2 separate regions of the Homo sapiens genome follow, and region 2 is linked to region 1. Evidence: read pairs that join two places in POLR2A ChIA-PET (ENCODE). Cell type or tissue: PC-9. All regions are shown on one strand. Each heading gives the region's core, and the rest is flanking DNA. Links, peaks and the distances in the headings are about the cores only.

Region 1 (12,165 bases), core at 275-8,274:
TCGCTCTGTTGCCCAGGCTGGAGTGCAGTGGTGAGATCTCGGCTCACTGCAACCTCCGCCTCCCAGGTTCAAGCAATTCTCCTGCCTCAGCCTCTCCAGTAGCTGGGATTATAGACGCGCACCACCGTGCCCAGCTAATTTTTTGTATTTGTAGTAGAGATGGGGTTTCACCATGTTGGCCAGGCTGGTCTTGAACTCCTGACCTTGTGATCTGCCTGTCTTGGCCTCTCAAAGTGCTGGGATTACAGGCTTGAGCCACCGCACCCGCCCCCTTGCTGGTTTTGTAGACGACACTTGATGATTTGGGATGAGTTATCTTTAGCAAGGTTTCCCATTTACCTGTGAGCAGAGCAGGGCTGACCTGGGGTTCATTAGAATCTCTTGAGACACGTTCAACACACGGATTCCCCCGGCCTTTTGAAAGCAGTGGTTCTCAACCTTGATTGTACAATGATACAGTGGACTTAAAGGGAATGCTCGTGCTTGAGCCCTCCCAAGAGATTCCGATTGAGTAAATCTGTGCTTCTCCCTGGGCATCAGGATTTCCACAAGCTAGGCTGAGGTAGCCCTAGGAATCTATACTTCGAAGAAACAATTCCTGTGATTTTCCTGTGCAGCTATGTTTGCAAACTTCAGGGTGGACTCCCTTTCTTCTCACTGGTAGAGTGTCCAGGATTTTCCCACTAGGGTGGTTTTGGAATAGAGGTTAGAGGTGAGTGCTGCTTTTGGAGTCCTGTCCCTTCTCAGCCTCTTCTGGCCCCTGCCTCAGTTTACTGGATTTCTCTCCTTACCAGGCACCAGTATTCTCCCCCTCCCAGTGGCGTTCATTCCCTCAGAGGTTCTGGGCAGAGTAGACCCTCCTCTGAGCTTTTCACCTGGGGTTGGACCCTTGAACTCTGAGGGCTTAGAGCGGCCATGCTGGCAGCCCGGGAACTGTCATGAGCTCTCACATCTGTCTGCTTCTCCATGCGTGTGTCTGCTTCCCTGTGTGAGCTGGAGGGAGGGATTGCATCTCCCCTCTTCTGGGGCAAGTTGTTTCTCCCTCTCTTTCAGTATTGCTTTCCACCCTGGAGTAATGTTGGGTCTGGTATCTGCCAGCTTCATAGCATTTATTTTTTTTTGAGACGGAGTCTTGCCCTGTCGGCCGGGCTGGAGTGTGGTGGCGCGACCTCGGCTCACTGCGACCTCGGCTCACTGCAACCTCTGCCTCCCAGGTTCAAGTGATTCTCGTGCCTCAGCCTCCTGAGTAGCTGGGATTACAGGCATGTGTCTCCATGTCCGGGTAATTTTTTTTCATTTTTGGTAGAAATGGGGTTTCACCAAGTTAGCCAGGCTGGTTTCGAACTCCTGGCCTCAAGTGATCCACCTGCCTCGGCCTCCCAAAGTGCTGGGAGTACAGGCGTGAGCCCCCGCGCCTGGCTTGATAGCCTTTTTTGTTCTTCTTTGGATAGCAGGTATTTTTCCTGGGTTCCAAGTGTTAAGCTAGGTGTCTAGGGACCTGTGTTCTAGACTCACTCTGTACCCTGGGACATACCGTTTAACCTCTTTGACCCTCAATTTCCTCACCTGTTAAATGGGTACCTCACAAGATTGCAATGTGGTTCAAATAAGATAGTCTGCAAAGACGTGCTTTGGTGACTGTGAGTGACACCAATGTGATCCTGATGGAGCTTTCTCTTGCCTCGTTGGCAGAGTGAGGGGTAATTGCCCTTTTTAGGGAACCCCCAAGATGTCAGCAGCTGATATTAAAGTCTCTGACAATGGGAGGTCCTAGAATCTTGCCTCTGCTCCTCATTGAATCCGAGTGTATGCACTGAGTGCCTGCTGTATGCACCCAGCATGGAGGTGGGTTTGAGGCAATTCTGGGCTGTTTGTAGGGCAGTAAGGCAATCCACATAGGAAGGTAACTGCATCATGCTGGGTGAGAACTGCGTGCTCTAAGCAGTGAATGTGTTGGAATTTCACTGGGGTAGTGCAGCCTATGTAGCCAGCGATCGAAGACTTTATGCAGAGGAGGAATCTGAACTAAATGAGCTCAGGGGGGCAGGTTGGAATTAGGAGGGCGGAGAGGAGGATTAGAGCAAAGTGGCCCTGAGAGGGGCTGCAGAGCAGGGCTGAGGGGAGGCCTGTGGGAGAGGAGAGTGGCTTGGCAGGCCGCCCTCGCCCTGCTTCCTGGGGTAACCCCGCCCAGCAGGACTGACCAGCATCAAAAGCCTGTGTCACAATGAAGTCCCCTGAGTGAGGCTATGGCCCCCTCCCTTCCCACCTTTGCCTTTCTAAGCAAAAAGGAACATCCTTCTTCTAGGAGTCCCTCCTGGAGGGAGACCTGGTGCCCTGTCTGTCTAGAATCTGCAGCTCCCTGGTAACCATTTTTGGTGCATTTACAAGGAGGGAATACTAAAATCCCCTCCCATCCTGGGCCTTGCTCCTTGTCCCACTGGCAGGGGCAGGGGCAGGACAGAGTTTGGTATGCTGTGGTGTCACCACACCAATGAAAGCTGCTTGCTGACCACAGGCTGAATGTTCTAGGTGGCAGGTCACCCCTCCTGGACAGCGGCCATCTGCCGCAATCCTCCCTCCTTCGCTCTGGGTTATCTGGTACCCCCTGTGCCATCTCCCTCTGTAACTTCTTCCCCTCTATTTTCCTCCCCCCACAACATGGTATGCCAGCCCGAGCTTATCACCCTACCCTGAGCCAGCAGCATCCATTGTTCTCATGCTTGGGAATGGAGCAACAGGGGAAGTCACTCTGTTTGGGGCCAAGGAGGAAGGAAAGAGGGATGGGACTGAATGGGTAGGTGATGGAAAAAGTGACTTCCAGCCATTCCCTGGCCTGACCTAGATGGCAGCTTAGCGTGGTTGCCATGGTGATAGCCAGACAAACACCCACACCCCTCCCCACCAGCCCCAAACTGCATAATGGTGGTTGTGCCTTTTCCCAGCTCGAACCCCTCAGGCTTCTGCCTGGTGTGAAGTTCAGATTCCTCAGGCTGAGCTGCTCTTGCCTCAGTTTCCCAGCCTGACCAAAGGAAGCAGGTGGGGCCTCTGGGATAAAGAGCGTGTGCTGGCCCTTCCCTGTGTGCCCCGCAGACACACACTCCACCCCACTCCCCATGCCCCAGGGCCCACCAGGCTGACTTCTCCGCTGCTTCTGACGGGCTCCCTTGCCCTCTGGGTTCCAGTCAGCCAGCAGGAGGCACCAGCAGGAATCGGAGGGTGAGAGGGGAGTAGATGGGACACCCACTCCCTGCTGGGCTGCTGGTGGGCAGTGGCTACCTCCCTCTCCTGAAGGCCATAGCTCCTGTCAGCAGCTCCCACTGAAGCTCCAGGTCTCCTGGCTCGGGTTCCCTGCTCCTTCCCCTGCTCCCCAGCCCTGGAGGGGAGGGGCCTCGGCTCTTGCTGGCTGCAGTGGGCCTCACTGTCCCTTGTTCCTTGTGGACTTCCCTCAACCCTGCCCACCTCTCCACAATAAGCTCTTCTGTTGAATTCTCCTTGGTCACCCCTTTTGGATACATTCTGTTTGCTGCTGAGACCCTGACTGCTACTGAGAATGTCTCAACAATGAAGGGGGAGGCTGGATGCGGTGGCTTATGCCTGTAATTCCAGCACTTGGGGTGGGCAAGGTGGGCAGATTGCCTGAGCCCAGGAGTTTGAGACCACATGGCGAGACCCTGTCTCTACAAAAACTACACACACACACACACACACACACACACACACACAATTTAGCCGGGCGTGATGATGCATGCCTGTAGTCCCAGCTACTCAGAAGGCTGAGGTGGAAAATCACCTGAGCCCTGGAAGCCAAGCCGAGCTGAGCAGTGCTGAGCTGAGCAGTGAGCTGAGGTCACGTCACTGCACTCCAGCTTGGGCGATGGAGTTTGTCTCAAAAAAAAAAGGAAGGCGGGCGGCTGTCTCAGGACACCTTTTTTTGTGGTCAGGGCTCTGGCAGGCTGAATGTGTGGGTGGGGTGGCCTCCCAGGTGTAATCTGAGATGCACCCAGAAGGCTGCCCTGCCTGGAAATAGCCAGGCTGAAACCTGAAGTTTAGAGGGCCATTCTTGTGGTCTAAAAACTTTCGGGAAAGATTCCACATTCCCCAGGAAGGGGGGCGTCATAGCCAATCATTCATTTCTCTACCTGCCTTAGTTTCGTCAGATAAGAAGCTTGACTGCAAACTTCAGAAATGCAAAGACTGTGTCTGTCTTCACTGTGTAGACATGGGGCCTGGTGCCAAGTAGGTTGAAATAAACATCTGTTGAATAAACTTATTTACCACTCAACAATGAGTGGTGAGTGCCTACTGTGTTCCCCTATGTTCCAGCTGGAGTCATTGGGAAGCAGGATTTTTCACTCTGCTGAGGTTGCTGGGGAATATGGAGTTGGGTGGGGAGCTGTTGCTGCATGTCTCAACACTGCACCTTTCCAGGTGCACAGAGCCAAACCCCTTGCAGCTACCTTTGACTCTGTCTCACACCAACACTCAATCCATTAGGAAATCCTGCAAGGCAGATCCGAACCCAGCCACTCCTCACCCCGTCCACGGCTGCCAGCTGGCTCTCCCACCTGGAATCCTGCTTGACCTCCTCCCTCCTCACTAGTTTCCTAACTCCCACCTTCCCCACCTCCCACAGTCTATGCTCAACACGAGTCAGAATGACATTTATTTATTTATTTATTTATTTAAGACCGAGTCTCACTCTGTCGCCCAGGCTGGAGTGCAGTGGCGTGATCCTGGATCACTGCAACCTTCCCCTCCCGGGTTCAAGTGATTCTCCTGCCTCAGCCTCCAGAGTAGGTGGGATTACAGGCACCTGCCACCATGCCCGGCTAATTTTTTTTTTTTTTTTGTATGTTTAGTAGAGACAGGGTTTCACCATGTTAGCCAGGATGGTCTCGATCTCCTGACCTCGTGTTCTGCCCGCCTCCACCTCCCAAAGTGTTGGGATTACAGGCGTGAGCCACTGCCCTCGGTCTCAGAATGACCTTTAAAAATAAGTTGGGCTGGGTACTGTGGATCACACCTGTAATCCCAGCGCTTTGGGAGGCCGAGGTGGGTGGATCACGGAGTCAGGAGATCGAGACCATTCTGGCCAACATGGTGAAACTCCATCTCTACTAAAAATACAAAAATTAGCTGGGCGTGGTGGCGCGTGCCTGTAATCCCAGCTACTCAGGAGGCTGAGGCAGGAGAATCACTTGAGCCCGGGAGGTGGAAGTTGCAGTGAGCCGAGATCGTGCCACGGCACTCCAGCCTGGCAACAGAGCGAGACTCCATCTCAAAAAAAAAAAGTAAAGACATAAGTTGGATTATGCTATATTTTTACTCAAAACCCCATAATAGCTTCCCAGGACACTTAGAGTGAAACTAAAGTTCTTGCACTGGCCCCTGAGGTAGGCAGCCTCAGGTGATCCCTGCCTCGTGGTGGTCACGCCCTTGTGTAATCCCCTCCCCTGAGCGTGGGCTAAATCTGGTGACTTACTTCTAACCTACAGGATACTGCAAAACTGGGGGGCAGGTGGCTTGCGCTTGTAAATCTCGATATTTTGGGAGGCTGAGATGGGGGATTGCTTGAGCCCAGGAGCTTGCGATCACGCTGGGCAACATAGTGAGACCTAGTCTCTACAAAACATACAAAAATTAGCCAGATGTGGTGGTGCACGTCTGTAGTCCCAGCTACTCGGGAGGCTGAGGTGGGAGGATCGTTTGAGCCTGGGAGGTTAAAGCTGTAGTGAGCCGTGACTGCACCACTGGACTCTAGCCTGGGCAACGGAATGAGACCCTCTCTTAAAAAAATAAAAATAGGCTGGGCGCGGTGGCTCACTCCTGTAATCCCAGCACTTTGGGAGGCCGAGGCGGGTGGATCACGAGGTCAGGAGATCGAGACCATCCTGGCTAACACGGTGAAACCCTGTCTCTCCTAAAAATACAAAAAATTAGCCTGGCGCGGTGGCGGGCGCCTGTAGTCCCAGCTACTCGGGAGGCTGAGGCAGGAGAATGGCGTGAACCTGGGAGGCGGAGTTCACAGTGAGCCGAGATCATGCCACTGCACTCCAGCCTGGGCGATAAGGAAGACTCTGTCTCAAAAAAATAAATAAATAAAAAATAAATAAAAAAGACTATGTGGTAAAAGCAGTGGATATTGCTCCTGAGATTGGGTTATGAAAACCTGTGACTGCTGTCTTGCAGCCTCTCTGTCTCTCTCCTTCTTGGCTTGCTTACTTTGATTCATCAAACTGTCATGTTGGAGAAACTGTGCGAGGCCTCTGGGCAATAGCCAACAAGGAACTGAGACCCTCCGTCTAGCACCTGGTGAAGAACTGAACCTATCAAAGCCCCGTGAATAAGCGTGGAAGTAAGTGGCTCGTTCCTTCTCCAGTTGAGCCTTGAGATGACAGCAGCCCTGGCCAGCACCTTGCAGCCCATGAGGAATCTTTTTTTTTTTTTTTTTTTTGAGACGGAGTTTTGCTCTTGTTGCCCAGTCTCAAAAAAAAAAAAAAGAAAAGAAAAGAAAGAAAAAGACACCACGACTCCAAGATGGCGTCAGTCATACCAGTGAAGGACAAGAAACTTCTGGAGGTCAAACTGGGGGAGTTGCCAAGCTGGATCTTGACGCGGGACTTCAGCCCTAGTGGCATTTTCGGAGCATTTCGAAGAAGTTACTACCGGTACTACAACAAGTACATCAATGTGAAGAAGGGGAGCATCTCGGGGGTTACCATGGTGCTGGCATGCTACGTGATCTTCAGCTACTGCCTCTCCTACAAGCATCTCAAGCACGAGCGGCTCCGCAAATGCTACTGAAGAGGACACGCTCTGCACCCCGTACCCCACGACCTTCTAGGCCTGAGCCCCTCCGTGAGGAACACAATCTCGATCGCTGCTGAATCCTTTCATATCCTAATGGGAATTAACCCCCAAATAAAAGATGACTGGTAAAAAAAATTAAAAAACATAAAATAAAAATAAAATAAATAAAAAAGAAAAGAAAAGAAATATTTGATAAATGAATGAAGGAAGAATACACCTGAAAATGAGGGAAGCAGAGCTGGTAAATGTCCAAAGCCAGACCAACCCCTGGTGGTACCGTGTGTACCCTGGAGCCCAGTGTGCCTGGATGGTTCAGGTCCACAAAGCCAAAGACTTTCCTTTCACTCATTGGCCAGTCTGAATAAGGTTTACCGTCACTTGCAAGCAAGAGTCCTGAGTAATATATGGGATTAATGAGGAATATAGTGTGGCTGCGATGCTGAAGGAGGACAGGAAAGGAAAATGTAGGGGGCCGGGCGTGGTGGCTCACGCCTGTAATCCCAGCACTTTGGGAGGCCAAGGCAGGCAGATCACAAGGTCAGGAGATCAAGACCATCCTGGCTAACATGGTGAAACCCCGTCTCTACTAAAAAATACAAAAAAAATTAGCCAGGTGTGGTGGTGGGTGCCTGTAGCCCCAGCTACTCGGGAGGCTGAGGCAGGAGAATGGCGTGAACCCGGGAGGCAGAGCTTGCAGTGAGCAGAGATGATGCCACTTCACTCCAGCCTGGGCGACAGAGTGAGACTCTGTCTCAAAAAAAAAAAAAAAGAAAGAAAATGTAAGGAGAAAGGGAATGGTGGGGCAGCCATTTGTGAGCCTGTACTGTGTGCCCCGTAGTGGGCTGGCTTTGTCATGTATATCTTCGCTTTTCATTCTCCTGACAACCTTGTGAATTAGGTGTTGTCCCTCCCACTTCACAGGTGAAGAAACTGAGTGAGGTTAAGTGCCTGATCTAAGATCATAAAGCTAGCGAGTGGCAGAGGTAGAAGGAAATCCAGGTCTTTCTGATTTTAAAATCCCATGCTTTCTTGGTGGTTTATTTTGCTCTTTTTTTTTTTTTTTTTTTTTTTTGCTTCGTGGGTTGGCCAAAATCTCCAAATATTTTCACTACTGCTGGAGCCCTGGCAAAGGCAGCAAGTGGGGTGGCTGCCAGAGGCTGGGGCCGAGGAGGGAAGGGAGGAGGGGTACATGTGAGGGCCCTTTGTAGGCAGGTATTTATAAAGCTGGGGCTTCTCCCTTGTAACAAATATCAGTGATATTTCTCCTGGCTCTTAGATGGGGGAAGGTATCTTCGCCTCTGTTCGCAAGTACACATCCAGGGAAGGCAGTGCCTGGAGGTCAGGTGAGGCCAGGCTGGCCTGGAGAGGTGAACTAAGGCTGCTGGACTGAAGGCGTCCTGGAGGTTTTTTGTCCACCACATGAATGCCCCGCCTACAGCCCCCTCTGAGAGAAACTGAGCTTCTCCCGGCTCCCTGCTGCGCGTTCCTAGGGTGGGCATTTCCTGTCCTGACCCACATGGCCCTGTCCCCTCTGACCTCAGCTGACTGGCCCAGCATTGGGCACCCTGCCCAAGGGCAGCCCCACCACAGCTGACCAGGGGTCACTGGGGGGCTTTGGTGTCTGAGCGATGTGATGAGCTGGGCCTCCTGGTAGAGGGGGCAGAAGCAGGAAGACACATTGAAAAAGCAGAAAAAGAGGTAGCCCACCAGAGGGATGACCATTTCGGGCCTGGCATGGGTGCCTGAGCGCTGTCTGCTCTCTGAATTAAGAGGCCTGCTGCATGGCTGCTCCTGGGGCCTGGAACGCTTCAGTCCCTTTGTGTTGTCAATTCTGGACAAGAATCCCGTGCTGTTTTAAAAATTTTTTTATTACTTTTAAATTAATTTATTATTATTTTATCTTATTTTTAAAAATATTAACTTCCCATACTACACTGATGTGTATTTTTGAGTTTATACTCTTTTGTTTTTTTGAGACAGGATCTTGCTCTGTTACTCAGGCTGAAGTGCAGTGGTGCCATCTCAGCTCACTGAACTCCTGGGCTCAAGCAGTCCTCCTGCCTTGGCCTCCCCGGTAGCTGGGACCACACCTGTGCTCCACTGCCCTATTTTTATTTATTTATTTATTTGAGATGAAGTTTCGCTCCTGTCACCCAAGCTGGAGTACAATGGCACAATCTCGGCTCACTGTAACCTCTGCCTCCCGGGTTCAAGCAGTTCTCCCTGTCTCAGCCTCCCGAGTAGCTGGGATTACAGGCATCCACCACCACGCCTGGCTAATTTTTGTATTTTTTAGTAGAGATGAGGTTTCACCATGTTGGCCAGGCTGGTCTTGAACTCCTGACCTCAGGTGATCCACCCACCTCGGCCTCCCAAAGTGCTGGGATTATAGGCATGAGCCACGGCTCCTGGTCTCCCCTCTTTTCCAGTCTAGCTTGAGTGGGTGCGATTGTGGTCACCCAAAGAGGCAGACAGGACAGTCTAGGCTGCAGAGCCTGATGTGGTCTGCCCCCCCTCATTCACAAGGATCATGACGCTCGGGCCTGTGGCCTCCCACAACTGGAACCGTGGGGAGGGAAAGGAGGGGCCAGGGGGGAACATGGTTTTCAGTCATGACATGACAACATACCTCAGTCGTGGGTGTGTTTTAAGTAATCTGTTATTCATCATAACCAAAGCACTTGCGTGTATTTTAAAGCACATATTTGCTTCTGTAACCACATCAAATTTCCAAAGGCCCAGAAGGGTACACGCTGAAAAGTCCCCTTCCTTCCCTCTGGGCAGCTCCCTCCCTTGAGGCAGCCATCCTTACCAGAATTTGGGCATCCTTCCAGAAACATTTTGTGCACCTATCAGCAAACACTCTTGTACACATTCCTCCTTTCCCTTATTTAGTACCCAAATGTTAGCATATTATTCCCATTACCCTGTACCTTGTTTTTTTCATTTGTGAATAATTAACTAACTTTCCCCCCAGTGAGAGCAGGTTTGAGATCATCCCCACAACAAAGTCACTTCTGCCACTTGCCTTCCAGGGCACCTTTCCGAGCGGGAGAGGGGGTTAGTGAGCAGGGCCCGGGACCCTTTGGGAGGGTGTGTGTGTATTCATGTGTGTATGTGTGTGCGTGTGTGTGCGTGTGCATGTGAGACCTGCAGGACAGCCTCACTTGGAAGACCTGGTTTTAGGTCTAAGACCCCACGAACAAGCCCAGGGCCTTAATCCCCCTCCGGTTCAGTTTCCCTCCCACAAAGAGGAATGACAAGCCTGTTCCCTGGGGCTGTTGAGGTTGGAATAAGGACGTGTTAAGAAACTGTCTTGTGAATTGTCTAGTCCTAGGCGGTGAGCGGTTATTGTCAGCCAGACAGATTCAAAAGCTTCTCATCCATTTTCCCTTAAGGATGTGTCTGGCCTTCTCTGCTTACTCCCAGCCACCTCCCTATTCCCAGCTGAAGGCATCATCTCCTCTTGGAGCTTCCCTCCCACATGGACCTGCCTGTTTATGGGCATCTGCTCTCCACCTCACCTGCCTTCCGCCACCTGCTCTTGGGCACCTGAAACCACTTCTGCTGGAGTGCAGCGGTGCAAATACAGGTCACTACTGGCCTTTTTTTTTTTTTTTTTTGAGATGGAGTTACGCTGTGTCACCCAGGCTGGAGTGCAGTGGCGTGATCTCCGCTCACTGCAACCTCTGCCTCCCGGGTTCAAGTGATTCTTGTGCTTCAGCCTCCCCAGTAGCTGGGATTGCAGGCATGAGCCACCAAGCCCAGCTTTTTTTGGTATTCTTTTGTAGAGACAAGGTTTCCCTATGTTGCCCAGGCTGGTCTTGAACTCCTGGGCTCAAACGATCCACCCACCTCAGCCTCCTAAAAGTGTTGGGATTATAGGTGTGAGCCACTATGCCTGGCCCCTTCATATGTGCTTGCTTTTTTTTTTTTTTTCAAGACAGTATTTCACTCTTGTTGCCCAGGCTGGAGTGCAATGGCACAGTCTTGTCTTACTGGAACCTCTGCCTCCCAGGTTTAAGCAATTCTCCTGCCTCAGTCTGCTGAGTAGCTGGGATTATAGGCATGCACCACCACGCCTGGCTAATTTTATGTTTTTAGTAGAGATGGGGTTTCACCATGTTGGCCAGGCTGGTTTCAAACTCCTAACCTTAGGTAATCCGCCCACCTTGGCCTCCCAAAGTGCTGAGATTAGAGGCGTGAGCCACCGCACCTAGCCTCTTCGTATATATATGTATATATATATATATATATATATTTTTTTTTTTTTTTTTTTTTGAGACGGAGTCTTGCTCTGTTGCCCAGGCCGGAGGGCAGTGGTGCAATCTTGGCTCACTGCAACCTCCGCCTCCCAGGTTTAAGGAATTCTGTGCTTCAGCCTTCCGAATAGCTGGGATTACAGGCGCATGCCACCACGCCCAGCTAATTTTTTTGTATTTTTAGTAGAGATGAAGTTTCACCATCTTGGCCAGGCTGGTCTTGAACTCCTGACCTCATGATCCACCCGCCTCAGCCTCCCAAAGTGCTGGGATTACAGGCGTGAGCCACCACGCCCGGCCGCTTCTTCATATATTTTAATTGAACATTTAAGGAACCTTTTGTGTCAGTTGTTGTTCTAAGCACTTGGATGTGTTAACTCAATTTTCCCAACTACAACCCAAAGAGGCAGGTACTATTACTATCCATTTTGTTGTGTTTTGTTTTGTCTATTTCTTTTTTGGAGATGGGGTCTCCCTATGTTGTCCAGGCTGGTCTTGAACTCCTGGACTCAAGTCATCCTCCTGCCTCAGTCTCCCAAAGTGCTGGGATTACAGGAATGAGCAGGCTTACTAGCCATTTTACGATGAGGAAACTGAGGCTGGAGAAGTTAAGTGCAGCTGCACTGAGTGCATCAGGCACAGGCAGGCAGTGCTGGTGCTGGTTTCAAAACCAGGCCGCCTGCTCTAGAGCCTGTGTGGATGGCCCTCCCTCACCCCCTGTCTTCCTTCCTTAGGTAACTCCTTTGTAGTATTAATACCTTGGTCTCAGCTTAAATGTCACTTTCTCAGGGAAGTATTTCCTAAGGCCCCTCCTGCAGTGTAAGTGGCCTTCTGAGGGCTCTTGGGTCCTCTTATGTATCTCTTGATCACTTCTTGTTTTGTACTGTAATTGCTTATTTATTTGTCTGTGCTCAGTAGTCCCCTGGGTTTGGGTATGTTTGTTTGCCCTTAGATCTGATCTGCCTTGCATACAGAAAGCATGTCATGAATGTGAGCTGAGTGACCTTTCCATGATGCAGCGCTGCCTGGAGCTGTAGGAAGAAAAGAGTCCCCAGTGGTGGTTTGGCCCAGGAGGGAGGAACGTGAAACTGGA
Region 2 (8,000 bases), core at 1-8,000, 170 kb after region 1:
ATGTTCCAAGGAAGTGAGTAGCAGGGCTGGGTGAGAGCCAGCTCTCCCGATTGCTGATCTAGGTCCTCAGCCACTTTGCACCATGTTCTGAACCCTACAACATGGGGTTGGGGTTAGAAGGTGGGAGAGACATCCAGAAAATGCACAAGAAGCCCACTTCTGAACTTAGCCTTTGCCCTCCAGAGTCTCCATGCCCTATGCCTCCAAAGGGCTGTATCTAGAAACTGAGGCTGGGTACTACAAGCTGTCCGGTGAGGCCTATGGCTTTGTGGCCAGGATCGATGGCAGCGGCAACTTTCAAGTCCTGCTGTCAGACAGATACTTCAACAAGACCTGCGGGCTGTGTGGCAACTTTAACATCTTTGCTGAAGATGACTTTATGACCCAAGAAGGTAAGATGTTCTGGGATACCATTTCCCTAAAGTGTGGCCATGCTTTTTATTTCCTTGCTCATAAACCTTCACTAACATGCCTTCCCTGGCATTCAAGCCTCACTGTGACCTCACCTCAATTTATGTTGCCAACCTTATCTCTTTGCATTCCATTCCAATGCCTAGACCTCTAGTGAAACCAGGTCTTAGAGCTCCTCAAAGCTGACTTCGTTCAACTTTGAATTCTCTGTAGCAACTTGCACGTGGCAGATGGTTGGTCAATGCTGGGTAGTTTGAGTCGATCCTCCTCAGCCCACTACAGTGGAGTGGATAAAATCTATGGAGTGGTCGGTCCTCCACACCATCCAAAAAGGCCAGTTTATGTGTGTGTGCATGTGTGTGTTCACGAGCAATAGAAAGTAATATGGATAATGTGAAAACACTAGGCTGGGCGCAGTGGCTTACCCCTGTAATCCCAGCATTTTGGGAGGCCGAGGCAGGCGGATCATGAGGTCAGGAGATTGAGACCATCCTGGCTAACATGGTGAAACCATGTCTCTACTAAAAATACAGAAAATTAGCCAGGCGTGGTGGCGGGTGCCTGTAGTTCCAGCTACTTGGGAGGCTGAGACAGGAGAATGGCGTGAACCCGGGAGGGAGAACTTGCAGTGAGCAGTGATCGTGCCGCTTCACTCCAGCCTGGGCGACAGAGCGAGACTCCGTCTCAAAAAAAAAAGAAAACACTAAAGATGAATATTTCAATCTTCTTTAATTTCAATTACATAAACATTCAATTAGTGATGTTCCCTTGCCAAAGCTAAACACTTACATATGTTATCTTTCTTCCTTATGACCCAACCACTTTCTGATTAGAGAGTAAACATGCAGAGAAACAATTGACTCTTCCTTTCATTGGAATGTACCATATTGGAAAATAGCATGATAGTTTATTTTTTGGTTTTCTCCAGCACTGATTTTATTGTCTGATATGTACATTTAGGGCTATAAATTTCCCTCTAAATATCACTTTAGTTGCACTCTATATATGTGTGTGTGTTTGTGTAAATATGTATATATACTGTATATGTGTGTATATATGTAATTATATATGTGTGTGTATATATATGTATATATATACACGTGTGTGTGTGTGTCTGTGTGTCTCTGTGTGTGTGTATTTAGAGATAAGGTCTTGCTAAGTTGCCCAAACTGATCTTGAACTCTTGGGCTCAAGGAATCCTCTTGCCTCAGCCTTCCTAGTGGAATTATAGGTGTGTGTTACTGTGCCCAGCTGTACCAATTTTGATATGTAACATATTTCATGTTTTAAATTTTCTAACTTCCATTTTGAGCTCTTTCTGAACCTATATACATTTACAAATTCAAAAGTTTGAATTTTTTTTTTTTTTTTTTTGAGACGGAGTCTCGCTCTGTCACCCAGGCTGGAGTGCAGTGGCGCGATCTCGGCTCACTGCAAGCTCTGCCTCCTGGGTTCACGCCATTCTCCTGCCTCAGCCTTCCGAGTAGCTGGGACTACAGGCACCCGCCACCATGCCTGGCTAATTTTTTGTATTTTTAGTAGAGACAGGGTTTCACTGTGTTAGCCAGGGTGGTCTCCAACTCCTGACCTCGTGATCTGCCCCCCTCGGCCTCCCAAAGTGCTGGGCTTACAGGTGTGAGCCACTGTACCTGGCCTGAAGTTTTTAAAGTTACCTATTTGTAACTAAATTGATTTCTAAATTTGGTTAAAAAATTGTGGCCTAGTTAAAAAATTGTAGACTTGTTTGCAGCCTTTTTTTTTTTTTTTACAAGTGTTCTATGTATGCCCAAAAATAATGTATTCTCTGATTGGTGCAGGACTCTACCTATACTTCTTGAATTAAGCTTTTTAATTGTGTTTTCCAGATCTTCTGTATGTGTACTACTTCTTGTCTGCTTATTAATGACCCATTACTAAAAGAGCTAAATTTTTCTATAATGGTGGTGAATTTGTCACTTTCTTCATGTAATTCTGTCAAATTTTGCTTTGTGTGTGTGTGTGTGTGTGTGTGTGTGTGTGTATATATTTCTTTCTTTCTTTCTTTCTTTTTTTTTTTTTTTAAAGACAGAGTCTTGCTCTGTCACCCAGGCCGGATTGCAGTGGTGAGATCTCAGCTCACTACAGCCTCCACCTCCCAGATTCAAGCGATTCTTCTACCTCAGCCTCCTGAGTAGCTGGGACTACATCCAGGTGTCACCACGCCTGGCTAATTTTTGTATTTTTAGTAGAGATGAGGTTTCAGCATGTTGGCCAGGCTAGTCTTGAACTCCTGACCTCAAGTGATCTCTCCGCCTCTGCCTCCCAAAGTGCTGGGATTACAGGCGTGAGTCACCGTGCCTGGCCTGCTTTGTATATCTTGAGCCTTTGTTATTAGTGTTTAGAAATACTGAATCTTTCGGCTGGGTGCGGTGGCTCAAGCCTGTCATCCCAGCACTTTGGGAGGCCGAAGTGGGCGGATCATGAGGTCAGGAGATGGAGACTATCCTGGCTACCACGGTGAAACCCCGTCTCTACTAAAAATACAAAAAATGAGCCAGGTGTGGTGGCAGGTGCCTGTAGTCCCAGCTACTCGGGAAGCTGAGGCAGGAGAATGGCATGAACCTTGGAGGCGGAGCTTGCAGTGAGCTGAAATCGCACCACTGCACTCCAGCCTGGGCGACAGAGTGAGACTCCGTCTCAAAAAATATATATATATATATATTGAATCTTTCTAGGGAATTGTTCCTTTAATGTAATGACTCTCATTTTTACCAGTGCTTTTTGCCTTCAATCTGTCTGATATTAGTATAGCTATTCCACCTTTCTTTTGGTTAGTGTTTGTTTGATGTATCTTTTTCCATTCTTTCAACCTTTCTATGTGATTTTGTTTCAGATGTGTGTCATGGAAGCACCACATGGCTCTATTTTATTATTGTTCTTTCAAAAGTCAGATTTATTGAGGTTAATTTACAGACAGTAAAATTCACCCTTTCACATACAGTTCTCTGAGTTTTCGCAAAAGCGTAGAGTCATGTAACCACCACAATCAAACTATAGAACAGTTTTGTCACCCTCAAAATCACCATGCTCCTTTGTAGTCAAATCTTCCCCCAACTCCTAGCTCCTGGTGGCCACTGATCTTTTATCTGTTTCTGTAGTCTTGATATTTCCAAAATTCATATGACTGTAATCATACCCTATTTGCAGTATTTAGTCTTGTAAGTCTGGCTTCTTTCATTTAACATGGTCCGTGAGAGGTTAATCCATATTGGTGCATGTATCAGTAGTTTGTTCCTATTTATTGCTAAGGAGTAGTTACCACAATTTGTTTACCCATTCACCAGTTGAAGGATGCTTTGTTGTTTCCAATTATGGAAAATTATGAACAAAGCCAGTGTAAACATTTGTGTATAGATTTCTACACCCCGCCGCATTTTTTATTGTGCTATGATACATGTAACATAAAATTTACTATCTTTTTTTTTTTTTTTTTTTTTTTTGAGTCGGAGTTTCACTCTTGTTGCCCAGGCTGCAGTGCAATGGTGTGATCTCAGCTCACTCCAACCTCCGCCTCCCGGGCTGAAGCAATTCTCCAGTCTCAGCTTCCCTAGTAGCTGGGATTACAGGTGTCCGCTACTATGTCCAGCTAATTTTTGTATTTTTAGTAGAGACGGGGTTTCACCATGTTGGCCAGGCTGCTCTTGAACTCCTGACCTCAGGTGATCCGCCTCCGCTTAGCCTCCCAAAGTGCTGGGATTACAGGCGTGAGCCACCGCGCCTGGCCAAAATTTATTATCTTAACCATTTTTATGTATATAGTTCAGTGGTATCAGGTACATTCATGTAGTTGTACAACCATCACCACCATCCATCTCCAGAACTCTTTTCATCTTGCAGAACTGAAACTTTATATTCATTACACAATAACTTCCCATTCTTCCCTCTGGGCTCCTGGAAACCATCATTTTACTTTCTGTCTATGATTTTGACTACTCTAAGTATCTCATATAAGTGGAATCATACAGCATTTGTCTTTTTGTGGCTGGCTTATTTCACTTTGCATAATGTCCTCAAGGTTCATTCATGTTGTGGTGTATGTCAGAATTTTCTTCCTTTTTAAGGATGAATAATATTCCATTGTATCAGAGGAATTTGAGGAAAAGAAAAAAAATTTCATTGTGCATACAGACCGTACGTACTTTGCTTATCCATTTATCCATCAGTAGACACTTAGATTGCTTCCACGTTTTGCCTATAGTGAATAAAGCTGCTATGAGTATAGGTGTACAAATAACTCTTTAAAACCCTGCTTTCAATTCTTCTTTATTTTTTTTGAGATGGAGTTTCCCTCTGTCGCCAGGCTGAAGTGCAGTGGCCTGATCTCGGCTTACTGCAACCTCCACCTCCCGGGTTCAAGTGATTCTCCTGCCTCAGCCTCCTGAGTAGCTGGGACTACAGGCGCATGCCACCACGCACAGCTAATTTTTTTTTTTTTGTATTTTTAGTAGAGATGGGGTTTCACCATGTTGGCCAGGAGGGTCTCCATCTCTTGACCTCTTGATCTGCCCACCTTGGCCTCCCAGAGTGCTGGGATTACAGGCATGAACCACCGCGTCCGGCTCAATTCTTTTGAGTATATTCCCAGAGGCAGAATTCCTGGATGATTTCTAATGGCAATTCTATTTTCTTCATATATTTCATGATTTATTTTTCAGGTATGTGAAATTTTAAAATATTCCTTTTACAATATCTATTTCTCTTTACTTAAAAGGAGAAAAATTTGATATGCAATTTCTTCTTAAACATTTTTTAAATTTTTTCTTTTTAAAAATTTGTATAAGGCCGGGCGTGGTGGCCCACGCCTGTAATCCTGTAATCCCAGCACTTCAGGAGGCCGAGGTGGATGGATCATTTGAGGTCAGAAGTTCAAGACCAGCCTGGCCAACATGTGAAACCCCATCTCTACTAAAAATATAAAAATTAGCTGGGGGTGGTAGCACATGCCTGTAATCCTAGCTACTAGGGAGGCTGAGGCAGGAGAGTTGCTTGAACCCAGGGGACGGAGGTTGCAATGAGCCGAGATCGCCCCACTGCACTCTAGCCTGGGTGACAAAGCGAGACTCTGTCTCAAAAAAAAAATTGTATAAATTTATGGGGTACAAGCGCAATTTTGTTACATGCACAGATTGTGTAGTGGTCAAGTCAGGACTTTTAGGGTACAATATACTTTGTACCCATTAAGTAATTTCTCATCATCTGCCCCACTCCCACTCTCTCTCACCTTTCTGAGTCTCCAATATCTATCATTCTACTCTTTCTGTCTGTGTGTACACATCTTTTAGTAACCACTTTTTGGTGAGAACATGTCATATTTGACTTTATGTGGTTTGTTTCACTTAACATAATGACCTCCAATCCCACCCATGTTGCTGCAAAAGATGCGATTTCATTCTTATGGCCAAATAGTCTTCCATTGTGTATATGTACCACATTTTCTTCATCTAATCATCTGTTGATGGGCATTTAGGTTCATACCATGTCTTTGCTATTGTGAATAATGCACAATAAATATACTAGTGCAGGTATATTTTTGATATATTGATTTCTTTTCCTTTGGGTAGATATCCAGTAGTGGGATTGCTGGATTGAATGGTAGTCCTATATATTTTTTTTTTTTCCGAGACAGAGTCTCACTCTGTTGCCCAGGCTGGAGTGCAGTGGCCTGATCTCAGCTCACTGCAACCTCCAGTTCCCGGGTTCAAGCAATTCTCCTGCCTCAGACTCCTGAGTAGCTGGGACTACAGGCGCATGTCACCACGTCCGGCTCATTTTTTTTTCTTTTGTATTTTTTTAGTAGAGGCGGGGTTTCACCATGTTGGCCAGGCTGGTCTCAAACTCCTGACCTCGTGATACGCCCGCCTCAGCCTCCCAAAGTGCTGGGATTACAGGTGTGAGCCACCGCGCCTGGCAGTCCTATTTTTTTTTTTTTTAAAGTTCTTTGAAAAATCTGCATACTGTTTTCCATAGAGGTTGTACTCATTTACATTCCCACCAACAGTGTGTAAGAGTTCCCCTTTTTCCTCATCCTTGCCAACATCTGTTATTTTCTGTCTTTTTAATAATAACCGTTGTGACTAGGGTAAGATGATATCTCATTGTGGTTTTAATTTGCATTTCTCTCATGACAAGTTATGTTGACCATTTTTTTCACATTCCTGTCAGATATTTGTATGTCTTCCTTTGAAAAATGTCTACTCATGTCCTTTGCCCACTTCTTGCTGATATTATTTGTTATTTTTCATTGTTGTTGAGTTGTTTGAGTTCCTTGTGTATTCTGGATACTAGTCTCTTGCTGGATGAAAAAGTTTGCAAATATTTTCTTCCATTCTGCAAGCTGTCTCTTCACTCTGTTGATGATTTCTTTTGCTGTGCAGAAGATTTTTAGTTTAATGAAGTCTCATTTATCTATTTTTGTTTTTGTTGCCTGTGTTTTTGAAGTCTTAGTCAGAAATTCCTTGCCTAGGCCAATGTCCAGTACAGTTTTCCCAAGGTTTTTTTCTAGGATTTTTATAGTTTCAGACCTTACATTCAAGTCTTTAATACATCTTGAGTTGATTTTTTTTTGTATATGGTGAGAGATAGGGGTCCAGTTTCATTCTTCTGCATATGGCAATCCAGTTTTCCCAGCAACATTTGTTGAAGAGGGTGTCCTTTCCCTAGTATATATTCTTGTCAGCTTTGTCAAATATCAACTGGCTCTATCTCTGGGTGTCTATTCTATTCCATTGATCTGTGTGTGTGTGTGTGTGTGTGTGTGTGTGTGTGTGTGTATACATATATGTGTATATACACATATGTGTGTATATATATACGTGTGTGTATACACATATATGTATATACACACATATGTGTATATACACATATATGTGTATGTATATACACACGTGTGTATACACACACGTGTGTATACACACACGTGTATACACACACGTGTATACACACACACACATATATATGTATATATACACACATATATATATATATTTTTTGAGACGGAGTCTCGCTCTGTTGCCCAGGCTGGAGTGCAGTGGCGTGGATTGGCTCACTGCAAGCTCCGCCTCCTGGGTTCATGCCATTCTCCTGCCTCAGCCTCCCTAGTAGCTGGGACTACAGGTGCCCACCACCACACCCGGCTAATTTTTTGTATTTTTAGTAGAGATGGGGTTTCACCGTGTTAGCCAGGGATGGTCTCAATCTCCTGACCTTGTGATCCACCCACCTTGGCCTCCCAAAGTGCTGGGATTACAGGCATGAGCCACCACGCCTGGCCGATCTATGTGTATATTTTTATACCAGTACCATACTGTTTGATTACTATATTCTTGTAATATATTTTGAAGTCACATATTGTGATGCCTCCAGCTTTGTTCTTTTTGTTCAGGATTGCTTTGGCTATTCGGTCTGTTTTTCAGTTCCATATGAATTTTAAGATTGCATTTTCTAATTCTGTGAAAAATGACATTGGTACTTTGATAAGGATTACATTGAATCTGTAGATTGCTTTGGGCAGTATGGTCATTTTAACAATATGAATTCTGATCCATTAGCAT

What was found. Peaks named below come from ENCODE experiments on the same cell type or tissue, not always from the same donor. Only the 100,000 strongest peaks of a DNase experiment are listed, where the experiment ranks them.
Region 2: POLR2A ChIA-PET joins it to region 1 with 10 read pairs; 5 of 35 experiments call an interaction of 5 or more read pairs at or near these places.

Annotation. Positions count from the first base shown.
Region 1 is chr12:6,264,798-6,276,962 of GRCh38, reverse strand. All of the region lies in intron 2 of LOC105369625 (a long non-coding RNA gene), which reads left to right. It also overlaps the pseudogene ATP5MFP5. Among named protein-coding and RNA genes, the nearest start is that of PLEKHG6, 40 kb to the left of the region's middle. RefSeq lists an enhancer at 7,383-8,128. In PC-9, for the core only: a CTCF peak has its summit at 3,158 (motif pointing right); DNase peaks (open chromatin) are centred at 2,492, 3,392 and 3,982; H3K4me3 peaks cover 1,742 bases; H3K27ac peaks cover 4,587 bases.
Region 2 is chr12:6,102,766-6,110,765 of GRCh38, reverse strand. VWF (von Willebrand factor) reads left to right here. Exons shown (of 52, transcript NM_000552.5): 5 at 184-392. Among named protein-coding and RNA genes, the nearest start is that of VWF, 18 kb to the left of the region's middle. In PC-9, for the core only: no CTCF peak of the experiment used is centred there; a DNase peak (open chromatin) is centred at 525.